Regions from separate parts of the Homo sapiens genome. Here region 2 is linked to region 1. A link is an interaction called in ENCODE POLR2A ChIA-PET data of the cell type or tissue named here. Cell type or tissue: endothelial cell of umbilical vein. All regions are shown on one strand. Links, peaks and the distances in the headings refer to the core of each region. The heading gives the core; the rest is flanking DNA.

Region 1 (8,115 bases), core at 2,569-6,568:
TCTCCAGGGCAATTGGTCTCCTTGATTGTTTTGCAACAGGGATATTTTAAATTGGAAAACTGAAAAGATAATGAAGAGTTTTTATTTCTATTTCCAGATAAGTTAGCCTTTACAGCATTTGGATGTTGCTTCCGCAAGGGGAAGACAAGCCCTCACTTAGCTCAGCTAAAGGGTTATCTTAATGTTTTTGAGGGGTAATAAGAGAAATTACTGTTAGTTGGAAAAAAAATAGAAAGAGACAAATAGAAAATTTCCTAAGACTCTGTAAGAGACATTCTTGGCTCTCTTCTCACTCCACATTTGCCACAGTGATCGGTGACTTGAAGCACCATGACTTGAAGTATCAGCTAAGTGAGTATTAGTCTCAATTTTTTCCTTTCAATATTAATCTATCTCTGTAATTTCCATCCCATTTTTCTACTACCTCCTAAGCATCAATAACCATAAAAGATAAGTAAGAGAAAAAATTAAATGTATTTCTGAATAAATAACATTTCTGCAATTATAAAATTCTTAGCTCTGGATAATGAAATTACTGCTTATCAACCTGTACGTGGAGTAAAAGCAGTACTTAGAGGGAAGTAAAATACACTTGAAGAATTACATTAGAAAAAAGTAAAGGCAAAAAATTAATGAAGTAGAAACTCAAAATAAGAAGTTAGAATAAAACAGAAGAATAAACCCAAAGAATACAGCAGAGGAAAACTCATACTCTTAAGAGCAAAAGTTAATGAAAGGAAAAATAAAGGAGGAGCAATAAAGCAAAATGACTAATAAAAGTAGCAAATATCTGGGAAAAAAATTTAACAACAAAAGAGAGAAGCCAAATATAAATAACATTGGGAATTAAAAGGAGGACATGATTATAACTCTAGCAAGGAGTAAAAAAATACAAAAGAATCACTAACAATTTTACATAAGAAATATTTAAAGTTGAGGTTCATGGCAGGTAATTAGATCATGAGGGTAGAGTCCTCATAAATGGGATTAGTGCCCTAATGAGAAGAGACACAAGAGAGATGACTTAGACACTGCCATGTGAAGACACAACAAGAACATAGCCATCTGTCAACCAGGAAGAGGGTCCTCACCAGACACTGGTGGCACCTTGATCTGCTAGCACCTTGATCTTGGAGTTTTCGTTCTCCAAAACTGTGACAAATACATGCTGTTTAAAGCCACCCAGTCATGGGATCCCAACATGACTAACACACCCATAAAACTAAATAATATGGGAAACTCATACTTAATGATAATATTTTAACAGCATTTCCCTTGAACTCAGAAATGGGAAAAATGTACCTGTGTTATTTCTGTTTAACATTTTATTGTGAATTCTACTTAGTAAATTGTAAAAGAAAATTAACACACAGCATCAGAAATTAGAGTTGTCATTATTTGTAGAAAAGATGATTTTTAAAAAATTGCTTAGCAGCATTGCTGGATATAAGATCAATATGTTCAAAATATTTTTCCCTTTACATTTCAGTGTATTATTTTTCACAGATATTTTAACTACTCTTTTTGTGTGGAAGATAAATTAGAGTTCTATGTGATATTATACTAATACAAGAGTATTAATCTGTTCTCATTCTGCTAATAAAGATAAAACTGAGACTGGGTAATTTATAAAGGAAAGAGGTTTAATTGACTGACATCTCCACATGGCTGAGGAGGCCTCACAATCACGTCAGAAGGCAAATGAGGAGCAAAGTCACATCTTACATGGCGGCAGGCAAGAGAGCTTTTGCAGGGGAACTCCCACTTATAAATCCCTCAGATCTCATGAGACCTATTCACTACCATGAGAACAGTAGGGGGGAAACTGCTACCATGATTCAACTATCTCTACGTGGTCCCATCCTTGACATGTGGGGATCATTACAATTCAAGGTGATATTTGGGTGAGGACACAGCCAAACCATATCAACTCTTTAATAATAACATACAAAATAAAATAAATATGCATTGTGTCTACATTCCCAGGTGCCAAAAGTGTTTTATTTTATTTTATAGGGTCCCTTTATCACATAATTTAACTAAACTTTCACTGTTAATTAATGAGTACAAATAATTCAGGTAAGTTTTACTGAAATCTAAAATCCAAGTGGTTCGGAAAATATTTCTGTGGTTGATATGGTTTGGCTGTCTGTCCCCACTCAACTCTCCTGTTGAATTGTAATCTGCAATGTTGAAGGTGAGGCCTGGTAGGAAGTGATTGGATCATGGGGGCAGACTTCTCCTTTGCTGTTCTTGTGATAGTGAGTGAGTTTTCACAAGGTCTGGTTGTTTAAAAATGTGTACTACTTCCTCCTACACTTTCTTTCCTGCTCTGATGTGAGGATGTGCTTACTTCCCCTTTACCTTTGGCCATGATTGTAAGTTTCCTGAGGCCTCTCAGACAGCTTTCCTGTACAGCCTGTGTAACTGTGAGTCAATTAAACCTCTTTTCTTCATAAATTACCCAGTCTAAGGTAGTTCTTTATAGCAGTGTGAAAATGGACTAATACAGAAAATTGAAATCAGGAGTTGGGTCTTGCTATAAAGATACCTAAAAATGTGGAAGCAGCTTTGGAACTGGGTAATGGGCAGAAGTTAGGACAGTTTTTAAGGCTCAGAAGAAGGCAGGAAATTGAGAAGATTGAAGCATTCTAGAGACCTGTTGAATGGTTGTGACCAAAATTCTGATAGTTACATGGATAATGAAGTCCAGGCTGAGGTGGTCTCAGATGGAGATGAGGAACTTATTGGGAACTGGAGTAAAGGTCATTCTTGTTATGCTTTAGCAAAGAGACTGGTGGCATTGTGCCTCACTCTAGAGATCTGTGGAACTTTGAGATTGAGAGAAATGATTTAGGGTATCTGCTGGAACAAATCTCAAAGGAGCAAAAGCATGTAAGATTTGGCCTGGCTGCTTCTAAAAGCCTATGCTCATTTGCAGAAACAAAGAAATGACCTGAATTTGGAACTTATATTTAAAGGGGAAGTAGAGCATAAAAGCTTGGAAAATTTGCAGCCTGGCCATGTGATAGAAAATAAAAAGCTATTTTCTCAGGAGAAATTCAAGTCAACTACAGAAATTTGCATAAGAAAAGAGGAGTCAAATGTTAAAAGCCAAGACAATGGGGAAAATGCCCCCAGGGCATTTCAGAGACCTTCATGGCAGCCCCTCCCATCACAGGCCTGGAGGCCTAGGAGGGAAAAATGGTTTCATGGGCCAGGCTTAGGGCCCTGCTGCTCTGTGCTGCCTTGAGACATGGTGCCTGGCATCCCAGACTCTCCAGCTCCAGCCATGGCTAAAAGGGACCAAGGTGCAGCTCCAACCATTGCTTGAAAGGGTGTAAGCCCCAAGCCTTGGTGGCTTCCCCGTGGTATTGGGCCTGTGGGTGCACAGAAGACAAGAGTTGAGGAGTGGGAGCCTCCACCTACATTTCAGAGGATTATGGAAACACCTGGATGTCCAGGCAGAAGTTTGCTACAGGGGTAGAGCCCTCACGGAGAAACTCTACTAGGGAAGTGCAGAGGGGAAATGTGGGGTTCGAGCCCCCACATAGAGTTCCCACTGGGGCACTGATTAGTGAAGCTGTGAGAAGAGGGCCACCATATTCTAGACCCCAGAACGATAGATCCACCAACAGCTTGTACCATGTGCCTGGAACTGTTGCAGGCACTCTATGCCAGTCCATGAAAATAGCTGCATGGGCTGTGCCTTCCAGAGCCACAGAGGCAGAGCTGCCCAAGGCCTTGGTAGTCCATCCTTTGTGTCAGAGTGGCCTGGATGTGAGACATAGAGTCAGAGGAAGTTAGTTTGAAGCTTTAAGATTTAATGGAGGCACTGCTGGGTTTTGGACTTGGGTGGGGCCTGCAGACCCTTGGTTTTGGCCAATTCCTTTATTTTGGAATGGGAGCATTTAACCAATGCCAGTACCCCCATTGTATCTTGGAAGTAACTAGCTTGTTTTTTGTTTTACAGGCTCATAGGCAGAAGGGACTTGCTGTATGTCAGATGAGACTTTGGATATGGACTTTTGACTTAATGATGGAATGAGTTAGGACTCTGGGGAACTGCTGGAAAGGCATGATTGTGTTTTGAAATAAGAGAAGGACATGGAATTTGGGAGGGGCCAAGGGCAGAATAATATGATTTGGTTCTGTGTTCCCACGCAAATCACATGATGAATTGTTATCCCCCAGTGTTGAAGGTAGGGCCTGGTGGGAGGTGATTGGATCATGAAGGCAGATTTCCCCCTTACTGTTCTAGTGATAGTGAATGAGTTCTCACAAGATCTGGTTGTATAAAGTTGTGTAGCACTTCCCCTTTTACTCTCTTTCTCCTGCTCTGGCCTGAAGACATGCTCACTTCCCCTTCACCTTCTGCCATGATTGTAAGTTTCCTGAGGCCTCCCAGTCATGCTTTCTGTACAGCCTGCAGAACTGTGAGTCAATTAAACCTCTTTCATCATAAATTACCCAGTCTCGGGTAGTTCTTTATAGCAATGTGAGAACAGAATAATGCAGTGGTTATAAAAAGAAGAGCTCATTTTTATTTTGATCTACATGTGCTAATTTAATCAATCTAGGTTTTGTAACTTTACTGAGCAGGATTTTATTAAAATGTCACAAATGTACATATTTATGACATATTCTCAGTCTAGCAATTAGAGAATTCAAAACTCAGAAAAGCAAATTTAACAACTTAAAAAAAAAAACAAAGCTACTCTTTCAAAGAAAACTCTAGGAATTTTGAAGATGGACGTTCATTTCTAATTTGATTCATAAAGTTCTAATCAATGAAGAAATATTTTCATTTCTCAAACTAAAACTAATCTTTTGTTCTGAGAAAATACCAGTGTAAGTTATAAATATTTAATTATACTTTCCAAACTCTTTTTTCTTTGTCTGTTGTGAAGATGGAGAAGGCTGAAGTCATATTGATACTGGAACTGAAATAGTATAAAAGTGAAGATAAGTGAATTGGTTCACATATTAGTCATATGGCAGGCAGCCAAATTCTGAGTCTGGGAAGCTTTGTGCCGTATTGGAAGGAGCAATGGATGAAAGGAGAGACTTTTATTTTACCAGAATCTTGCTGCTGAGATTTGATCTTTGTGCTGAAAATCTGCAGTGCTATTAACCTTGGCCCAAAGCTTATGTTGATTTGGTCTCCTTCTTCATCTAATTATTCCCTTGGCAGCTTCTTCTAGCTGCCTATCTGTTACCCATTCTCCCTTCCTTCTCTTGATTGTTTTCTCAGCATCATAATGTACTAGCTAAAAATACTTCTGCCTACCCCTTGCTCCCTTTCATCTATAGATGACACATGGCATACTTATGAACAGTAAGATATTGGCAATAGTTTCTGTCAAATGGCTTCATTTTCCAAGTAAAGCTTCTTTGGGAAAAAAGCCTTTGTAACTCTTCTTTCTTCTTCCTGCCTAGGACCCATGTGCACAGGCTTAGATGTGCAACAGCCATATCTAATTACAATAATGGCAAGAGCCACCTACTATGCTGGTGAAACAAGAAGACAGAAAAAGAGGACCACTGCTAACCCATTTGACACCTGTGGAATTAGAAATAAGGTACTCCCTCTTGGTAAAGGGTAGCCCCAAGCTATTTAGGGCCCCAAGCCCCTTGCCCCACAGGTCCGATGGCCTTTTGCATTTCCATTCACTATCACTAGAACAATAAGGGGGAAATCTGCCTTCATGATCCAATCACCTCCCACCAGGCCCCACCTTCAACACTAGGGGATTACAATTCGTCATGTGATTTGGGTGGGAACACAGAGCCAAATCATATTATTCTGCCCTTGGCCCCTCCCAAATTCCATGTCCTTCTCATATTTCAAAACATAATCATGCCTTTCCAGCAGTTCCCCAAAGATGCTCAATACTACACTGAAGGCTTAAGAAAAAGTCCGGCACCTTGCTGATTTCAGTAAGGCCCTCAATTAACTCTAGATTGCTATTCCCAGATTTCCTGTACTAGAATGAAATAAAATCTGTATTTATTCAAACAACTCTAGGGTCATATTTTGTTTGTTTATTACTCAGAGCCAAAGACATCACTAATTGATAACACTGCCTATGAGGTTTATAGTTGTTATTCATCTGTTAATATATGTAAATATAAACTACTGTATTCTTAAATAATACAATATTGTTCTATGTAATATTTTTCTTTAAGCTTAAAAATTTAAAACTTCTTTAGAAATTTAAATTTAAAAGATCCAACATTTTCAAAACTTGTCACCAACATTTTGCTCGTGTGAACAAATGTATTGCACGTTGACGTTGACAACACTCGAGAATTCTCTTCTAAACACTTTGCTGAGCACAGTTAGCAATTAAGTCATTTTGACACTCCGACAAATAGTACATTACCATAAAATAGACCCGAAAGACTGATGTTTTCCAAATTATGAAAAAAGTAAACCTATTAAATAATATAAGAATAAATACTATAATTTTGGAGATAGAACAGTTAAATGCAAAATAAAACCTTATATGTATAAATCAGGAGTCCTGATTTAGACAGAATTATGTTAGGCATGTCTCTCTACCTAAATTGTTTCCATTGTAAAGTAAGATTTGATTAAATTACTTTAAGATGATCTCCAGCTTTAACAACAATCTGTAAGAAGTCAAAATTATCATAAGTGAAATTAGATGTCGCTGTATGTCAAATGCATGCCTTTCTTCAGAATGTTTACCAAAAGTCCACTACATAATGACGGAGAATACAAAAGACAAAATTGTGCTTAATCTAGGCTTTCTAGTGAAATATTTCAGAGATGCAGAAACAGAAAGAAAATTTCCTAGCCTCTAATGCAGGATTTTAGTGTGGCAAGTAGTTCCAGTCTAAGGAAAATTGAATTCCATTCAAGAAATTCCCCATGGAACTATGCATCCATAGGCCATTGCGCTAGCAAGGTCTTCCTTGTTATGTTCAGAAAGCTTATGTTAAACTGACCATAATGAGTTTCTGACAAAAAGAAAACTTAGACTTCTTAGATTGTTCAAAGTTTAAATGAGGGATAAACTGCTTTTTTGTTTGCTATAGAAAAATCGTTCAAAATTGAAATTCAGGTAAATATCTTAACCTATGTATCTTAAATGTGTCCTAAGTGTAGAAGGACCTAAAATATCTATAATTCAAGAGTTCTATTTATGTCATTATGTACATTTTAGGTAATCATTCATAAGCAAAAGTTCAATTTACTTGAAAAAAGACTAATGTTTCTTCGTACTTCAGTGTTTTTGAAAAAGTAATAGGGCATCAGAATTTCCATGGGTGCTAGATAAAAACATAGATTCTGAGGCATAACCTAAACCTAAGGAATTAGAACCTCTAAGGAGGAGTCCTATGAATCTGCATTTAAAATGAGCTTTCTGGGTGTTGCACACTAAAGCTTGAGAACCACTGCTCTTTGCCTATTGAGAGCAGAGACCATCTGTTTATCTGCACTGAAAAGGCAACCTGGACTGTCACCAAACACCTGTCCTCAGGATTGCCAGGTATCTTGCCCTTCCAGCCTGGTTGGGTATCTTCCTGTTGGCTACAATGAGTCCAGCCCGCATGTTTCTGCTCAGGTCTAATGGATATTCCTCTTTTACTGGTTTGGCTATTAATTATTCATACTTAATCCCACTTCTCCAACTAAATTTTGGGCTTTCCTCTCTCAGCAGATCTTACTGTATCTTAAAAGAGAAAACAGAACCTCACTTTACTGCTTTACTTTTTCTGATATCAGACTGAAAGACTGTTTTGGATTCCAACATCTTTATCTCTATTTCTACTTCTATCCTTACAGTCTATTTGATCAAAAAGCCCCTTTTCTTATATAACACAATCAGATTTGCAATTTGATCACACTACCTGGGTTTTCTTTTATTCATCTGGCATGTTTGCTAGGCCTCATATCTACTGAAGCTATCAGATTTTCAGATCTATTTTTTAAACTGAAGCAAAGTCATGCACTGAAAAGACATTGTGAATAATGGTTAGACACATAATTTTCAGCAGAAACTTTTAAATGTTCATGTTTCCCCTTAATTTAATTAATATAATGTATTTCTAATTCATTCATTTAACCAAATTTTATTGAGCAAC
Region 2 (8,115 bases), core at 1,955-5,954, 760 kb after region 1:
TGCAGCTGCACTGTGCTTCAGGCACATCCCAGCACTGTGCCTGCTGTAGCAAGCCCCAGTCACCTGCATGTGCCATATTGGCCACAGCTTCCCTGAGCATCTGGCAATGCCATGCCCACTACAGGCGCACTGAGTTTGCAGTCCACCCCAGGAGTCACACCTGCTGTTGTAGTCCCCAGGGTTCTGGCAGTGCTGTGCTGACCACAATTGTCCCAGGTTTCTAATGCACCCTAGTGCCACATATACCTCAGGGCTTTCCCAGACAAAGCCAGTCCATGAGGACTGGAATAGGTCTTACTTCTTCAAATGAGCAGACATCAATGCTCAATCACAAGGATGAAGAATAATTAGAAAAACAAGACATTACCAAACAGACAAAATATGGTATCAATGGCTAAACCTAAATAAATGAGGATGTATAAACTGCCTGACAAAATTCAAACTGTTTTAAGAAAGCTCAGAGGACTTCAAGAGGATCCAGAGAAACAATCCAGTAAAATAAGAAAAACATGTGAACGGAATGAGAAATTTAATGAACATATACTTTTAAAAAACCAAACAGAAATCCCAGAGAAGAAAACTACAATAAATGAAAAAAATGCAGTAGAAAGCATCAAGAGCAGAATTGATCCAACAAGATAATAATAATAATAATAATAACGTGCGCTCAAAGATATGTTATTTAAACAAATGCAGAGGAGAAAAAATGAAAAGAAATGAAAAAACTTATGAGATTTAAAGAAGAATATCTAAACAAACTTTCATGTCATAGGTGTTAAAGAAAAAGAAGAGAAACATAATAGGATAGAAAATTTCTTTAACAAGATAGTAGTAGGTAATTTCCAAACCTGAATAAAGATGTAAAGATCCAGGTACAAGAAGTTAAATGTTCTCCAAGCAGATTTAGCCAAAATAAGACTGCCCAAATTGTCAAATATCAAAGACAAAGAGAGTATTCTGAAAGCAGAAAGATAAAAGAGACAACATATAAGGGAGTTCCAATACTACAAGCAGCACACTTCTTAGCTGAAACCTTACAAGCCAAGAGATACTGAGATGACATATTCAAAGCCTAGAAGGAAAAATACCCTGAATACCAAGAATGCTGTACTAAGCAAGTCTGTACTTCAGAAATGAAGTACAAACAAAAGCTGAGTGACTTCATCACCATGAGACCTGTCTTACAAAAACTGCTAAAGGTAATTATTCAAGATGAAAGAAAATGCCAATGAGTAATATGAAAATATTCAGAAAGTATAAAATACTGGTACAAGTAAGTACACAAATTCAGATTAACTAATACTCTAATAGTGCTGCATAAGTTATTTATATCTTAAATATAAGATATAAAACACAAAACCATTAAAAATAATAGTTACAATAATTTAAGAGATGTGCAATATAAAATATGCAAATGGTAACATCAAAATTCAAAATATGATGAGACTAGTGGAAGAAAACTGCATTTTTTGTGTTATTTATTTTAATTTTAAATTCAGGTGGTACATGTACCAGTTTGTTATAAGGGTATATTACATGAAACCAAGATTCAGGCTTCTATTGATCCTGTCACCAAGACAGTGAAAATAGGACCCAAAAGTTAGTTTTTCAGCACTTGCCCCCGTTCCTCCCTCCCTCATTTTGGAGTCTCTGTTGTCTATTGTCCCATCTTTATGTCCATGTGTTCCTAAGGTTTAAGTCCCACTTATACATAAGAATATGTGGTATTTGGTTTTCTGTTTCTGCATTAATCTTCTTAGGATAATGACAATGACCTCCAGCCACATCCATGTTGTTACATGGAACATGATTGACGTGATTTCATTCTTTTTTATGGCTGCACAGCTTTCCATGGTGTATCTGTGCCACATGTTCTTTATCAAATCCACCACTGATGGGCATCTAGGTTGCTTCCATCCCTTTACTATTGTGAATAGTGTTGCAATAAACATATGAGTGAAGGTGTCTTTTTGGTAGAACAATTTATTTTCCTTTGGGTATATACCCAGTAATGAGATAGCTGGGTTGAATGGTTGTTCTATTTTTAGTTCTTTGAGAAATCTCCAAACTGTTTTCCACGGGGACTGGACTAATTTACATCCCCACCAACAGTTATAAGCATTCCCTTTTCTCTGCAGATTGGCCAACTTCTGTTATTTTTTACTTTTTAATAATAGCCATTCTGACTGGTGTGAGATGGTATCTCATTGTGGTTTTGATTTGCATTTCTCTGATTAGTGATGTTGAGCATTTTTTCATATGTTTGTTAGCTGCTTGTATGTTTTTTTTCAGAGGGCCAAGACTCTGTAAGGGTTCCTTTGCTGTAGACAGGTTCCTGTGGTGGGTTTTACAGGCCTTGGGCGTAAACACAATATATTTTTGTTTGGTGGTATAATTCAAGTGTCAGTCCAGTAGATGGCATTTAAGGGTAAGGCTCAGTAGGCTCTTACTCTGCCATGCTCATACCTTCAGTATTTCAGTGGGTCTGCAGCAGTGCTCCAGTGTGGAGACCGGAGGCAAAAGATGACTCCCTTTCCATGTCCATTCCTAGACCTTGGTGTTGTCCCCTTTAACTGCTGGTGCTGCACCCATTTCCTTTGTCCTAAAGGAAGATTTTAGTAGGCTGCATTCACCCCCTCTCTTAGGGATAGTCCATGTTGAAGGAGGTCACCAGGAGGCATGCAACTCCCAGGGGACCATCAGTCCCCTGTGCTTGCCGGAGTCAAAGCAGATTGCATGGTATGTCTGCAGGTGGTCTGGTGATGCAGTGGGTTCAAGGGCAGAGCATCCTTAGGCAGGGTAGTGGCACCATGGGTTTGTAACTAGTGTAGTGCCCACAGCCCAGGGTTTTCAGCCCAGCCAATGCAGTGAGGCCAGTTCAACTTGCAGTCCCCCAACCCAATGGATCTCCCTCCAATCTCTGCCATGGGAGCAGGCCTGACCAACTAGGCTTCTTCCAAGCCTAGATCGCAGAGTCATTCCAGACATTCTAGACCACAGGACTCCCAAGGAAGAAGACATTTATCATGACATCTCCTTCCTGGGCTGGTCTTATGAAGGGAGGGATGCCCAGCTCCCATACTGGCACACAAAGCCATGACACAGTCCTCTGTATTCTTAGAGCTGGGGAGAGGGGAGGTCATCGTCCTTGTTCATGCTCAGGCCATAGATCTCAGTTCTATATCCCTCAGAAGTGCTTTCCAGTCCTGAGGAACTGGGACCATACCCGTGGGTTTGTCCACTGGCCCCTCAGTTATTGCACTGGCTATTCTGAGGGGCAAACTGCCTCCAAGCCAACAGCAAAGCACTCAGATGGGGGCGGTGGAATCTGTGCTGTAGGCACTCTCCTGTGGGAGCAGCCAGGCAGGTGGTCTTGGAAGAGGTCAACAGGCAAGGGGGTGGATGGATCAGATGCACCTCAGTCCTGCAGCAGTGGTGGCCCTGCTCTCTCCTGGACCAGCAGACAGCAGGAGCTGTAGCCACTCAGCACAAGATGGAGAGCCTTGAGAGATGGACATCTATGGTAACGTTTTGCTGAAACAACGCAATGCAGCAAAACCTTCTGGCTCCACATAGGTACAAATTGTGCCTCTGTCTGTTCTTTGGGCAGCTCTTCCTGCCAGTTTAAAGGTCTATGGAGGTCATAAGAACTCCTGTAGCTAGGATCTCAGAGGTCCACAGTGGGCATGTGGTGCCCAAGGTTCCTTCACTCATCACTTCCTTATGTCTGTTTTGAGTCCAGGGGCCAGTCCTGTTGCCCAACTACTTTGAGCAGACATCCGAGCTTCCTCTCTTTTTGATCATGGTGTCTGTATCACGTCTCTATCAATTTCTAGTGTTTTTGATCAAAGGTTCTCTTCCAGTATTGTCAGCTTTAAAATTTTTGCCAATCAGTCCAGAGCTTCAGGCCACAAATGTGGAGCTGGGTTCCCTTCTCTCTTGCACCAGTCTGTTCTGGGTTCTGCTTATCCATGAGCAACCAGAGTTATGTTTTTTTTTTCTTATTTTGTATTGTTTTTGAAATAAAGTTATATTGTTATCAGCTTTACATAACCAGTTATATGTTTTTGTAAGCCTCATGTTAACTACAAAGCAAAATCCTATAGTAGATACACAAAAAATAAAAAGCAAAAAAGTAAAACATACAACTACATAAAATCAGCCACAAAAAAGAAAGCAAGAGGCCAGGCATGGTGGCTCATGCCTGTAATCCCAGCACTTTGGGATCACCTGAGGTCAGGAGTTGGAGATCAGCCTGACCAACATGGTGAAATCCTGTCTCTACTACAAATATAAAAATTAGCCGAGCGTGGTGGTGGGCGCCTGTAATCCCAGCTACTTTGGAGGCTGAGGCAGGAGAATTGCTTGATCCCAGGAGACAGAGGTTGCAGTGAGCCGACACGGCACGGTGCCACTGCATTGCAGCCTGGGCGACAGAGTGAGACTGTCTCAAAAAGGAAAAAAAAAAAAAAAAGCAAGAGAGGAAGTAAAAAAGCAAAAGATCTATGAAACAACTAAAAAAACCTAACAAAATGGACAAAATGGTGGTAGTTTGTACTTACCTATCAATAATTATCTAGAATGTAAATGGATTAAATTTTCTAATCAAAAGACTGAGTGGCTGAATGGATTAAAGTACAAGAGCCATCTATATGCTGCCTAAAGAGACTCACTTTACTTGTAGAGACACACATGGGCTTTAAGTGAATGAGTGAAAAAATATATTCCTGCAGTGGAAACCAAAAGAGAGTAGAAATAACCAAACTTAAATCAGATAAAATACACAATGTGTCAAAAAGTGTAAAAAGAGACAAGAACATCATTATATCATGATAAAGGGGTCAATTCAGCAAGAGAATATAAGAATTATATATATGCACCCAACAGCATAGCAATTAAACATATAAAGCGAATGTTAACAGATTTGAAGGGAGAGATGGACTACAATACAGAAATAGTAATAGACTTCAACAGCCCACTTTCAGCAATAAACAGATCATCCAGACAGAAAACCAATAAGGAAACATCCGACTTAAAATATAATCTAGATCAACTAAATCTAATTAACAGCTGAAGAATACATATTATTCTCAACTGCACCTGGAACATTCTCCAGGACAGATCATGTTAGGCCACAAAACAAATTTTAACAACTTTAATAAGATTGAAATTGTATCAAATATATTTTCTGATGACACGGTATAAAATTAGAAATAACGGAAGAAACTTCAAAAAATTCACAAATACATGGAAATTAAACAACATGCTCATGAACAACCAATGGATCAATGAAGAAATTAAAAGTAAAATTAAAAATTTCATCAGGTTGGGGGGAATAATGGCTCATGCCTATGATTCCAGCACTTTGGGAGGCTGAAGCGGGCAGATCACTTGAGCCCAGGAGTTCAAGACAAGCTTAGGCAGCATAGTAAAACTCTGTCTCTATATAAAATACAAAAATTAGCTACACATGGTGGTGTGTGCCTGCAGTCCCAGCTCTTTGGGAGGCTGAGGTGGGAGGATCACCTATGCCCATGAAGGCTGAGGCTGCAGTGAGCTGTGATCATACCACTGCCCTAGAGCCTGGGTGACAGAGTAAGACCTTGTCAAAAAAAAAAAAAAAATCATTAAAAAAAAAATTTCTGGCTGGGTGCAATGGCTCATGCCTGTCATCCCAGCACTTTGGGAGGCCGAGGCAGGCAGATCACCTGAGGTCGGGAGTTTGAGACCAGCCTGACCAACATGGAGAAACCCCGTCTCTACTAAGAATACAAAATTAGGAAAGCGTAGTGGTGCATGTCTGTAAACCCAGCTACTCGGAAGGCTGAGGCAGGAGAATCGCTTGAACCTGGAAGGCGGAGGTTGCAGTGAGCCGAGATGGCGCCACTGCGCTCCAGCCTGGGCTCCGTCAAAAAAAAAAAAAAAATCCAGAGACAAAAGAAAATGGAAACATAACATATCAAAACCTATGGGAAACAGCAACAGCAGTTCAAAAGGGGAAGTTTATAGAAGAAACACCGACATCAAAAAATGAGAAAGATCACAAAATGTTGAAAATCAGGATACTAGAAAAACAAGAAAAGACTAAGCCCAAAGTTAGTAGAAAAAGGAAAATAATAAATATCTAAGCAGAAACTAATGAAATGGAAAGTAGAAAGCCAATAGAAAAAATTAAAGGAAACCAAGAGGTTTTTTTGTTTTTGTTTTTGTTTTTTTTTTTAAGTAAGCAAAACCAATAAACCTTTAGCTAAGCTAACAGAAAAGACAGAAGACTCAAATAAATGAAAGGAGACGTTACAATTGATACAAGTAAAATACAAAGAATAAAAGGTGGCCGGGCGCTGTGGCTCATGCCTGTAATCCCAGCACTTTGGGAGGCCGAGATGGGCGGATCACGAGGTCAGGAGATTGAGAACATCCTGGCTAACACGGTGAAACCCCGTCTCTACTAAAAATACACAAAATTAGCTGGGCGTGGTGGCGGGCGTCTGTAGTCCCAGCTATTCGGGAGGCTGAGGCAGGAGAATGGCGTGAACCCTGGAGGCGGACCTTGCAGTGAGCCGAGATTGCGCCACTGCACTCCAGCCTGGGCGACAGAGCGAGACTCCGTCTTAAAAAAAAAAAAAAAAAGGTAATTGTGAACAATTCTACACCAACAAAATGAATAACCTGGAAGAAATGAATAAAGCCCTTGATGCATACAGTAAGATACAGTAACTAGTAAGGAGATCAAATCAGTGATGAAAACTATCCCATCACAGAAAAGCCCAGGAACTGATGGCTTAGCTACTTTTTTTTTTTAATTTACAGAGGAGATCAAGATACTAACTGCTTAATCATATTAAACATTTAAAGAATAATTAAATACCAATTCTTCTTAAACTCATCCAAAAAACAGAAGAGGAAAGAATATTTCCAAACCTATAATAAAAAGCCAGTCTCACTCTAATACCAAAGCCAGGCAAAGACACTATTAATAAAACTACAGACCAATATCTCTGATGGACAGAGATGCAAAAATCCTAAAGAAAATACTAGCAAACTAAATTTAACAGCACATTAAAAAGATCATTTGTGGCTTGGTGTGGTGGCTGATGCCTGTAATCCCAGCACTTTGGGAGGTCGAGGCAGGTGGATCATTTGAGGTCAGGAGTTTGAGACCAACTTGACTAACATGGTCCACTAAAAAAAAAAAAAAAAATACAAAAATTAGCTGGCCGTGGTGGCATGTGCCTGTAGTCCCAGCTACTAGGGATGAGGCAGGAGAATCACTTGAACCCGGGAGGCAGAGGCTGCAGTGAGCCAAGATTGCGCTTCTGCACTCCACCCTGGGTGATAGAGCAAGACTGTCTCAAAAAAAAAAAAAAAATCAAGAGGGATTCATCCTAGTGATGAAAGGATAGTTCAACATATGTAAATAAATAAATATGACACATCATATTAACAGAATGACAGACAAAAACCACACAATCATTTCAATAAGTGCAGAAAAAGCATTTGATAAAATTCAAAATATTTTCACCATAAAAACTCTCAACAAGTTAGGTACGGAAGGAATGTACCTCAACATAATAAAAATCATATATGACAAACGCACAGCTAACATAATTAACAGGGAACAGCTAAAGACTTTTCCACTGACATTAGAACAAGGCAGGATGCCTGGTGCGCTACTTCCATTCAATATAGTACTGGAAACTCTAGCCAGATCAAGTAAGCAAGAGAAGGAAATAAAAATCATCTAAATTGGAAAGAAAGAAGTTAAGTTCTCTCTGTGTGCAGAAAACATAATTATATATGTAGAAAACTCTAAAGACATTACTCAATATGGTTAGAACTATTAATAATAAAAAAGTTCATTAAGTTTCAGGATACAAAATCAACATACAAAAATCAGTACTATTTTTATGCACTAACAGCAAAATATCTGAAAATAAGAAAACAATCTCATTTATAATACCTACAAAAAAATACTCAGGAGTAAAATTAACCAAAGAGGTAAAATATCTGTACACTTAAAATTTAAAATATTAATGAAAAAAAATTGAAGACATAAATGAAAAGATCTCACATGTTCATGAATTGAAAGCATTAATATTAATATTATTAAAGCAT

What was found. Peaks named below come from ENCODE experiments on the same cell type or tissue, not always from the same donor. Only the 100,000 strongest peaks of a DNase experiment are listed, where the experiment ranks them.
Region 2: POLR2A ChIA-PET joins it to region 1 with 6 read pairs; 2 of 35 experiments call an interaction of 5 or more read pairs at or near these places.

The regions. Positions count from the first base shown.
Region 1 is chr4:91,322,581-91,330,695 of GRCh38, reverse strand. The region is part of intron 10 of CCSER1 (coiled-coil serine rich protein 1); the gene reads right to left. LOC124900733 (a long non-coding RNA gene) reads left to right here and starts at 5,495. Exons shown (of 4, transcript XR_007058191.1): 1 at 5,495-5,582. In endothelial cell of umbilical vein, for the core only: no CTCF peak of the experiment used is centred there; a DNase peak (open chromatin) is centred at 4,995.
Region 2 is chr4:90,565,119-90,573,233 of GRCh38, reverse strand. All of the region lies in intron 5 of CCSER1 (coiled-coil serine rich protein 1), which reads right to left. Among named protein-coding and RNA genes, the nearest start is that of CCSER1, 440 kb to the right of the region's middle. In endothelial cell of umbilical vein, for the core only: no CTCF peak of the experiment used is centred there; no DNase peak of the experiment used is centred there.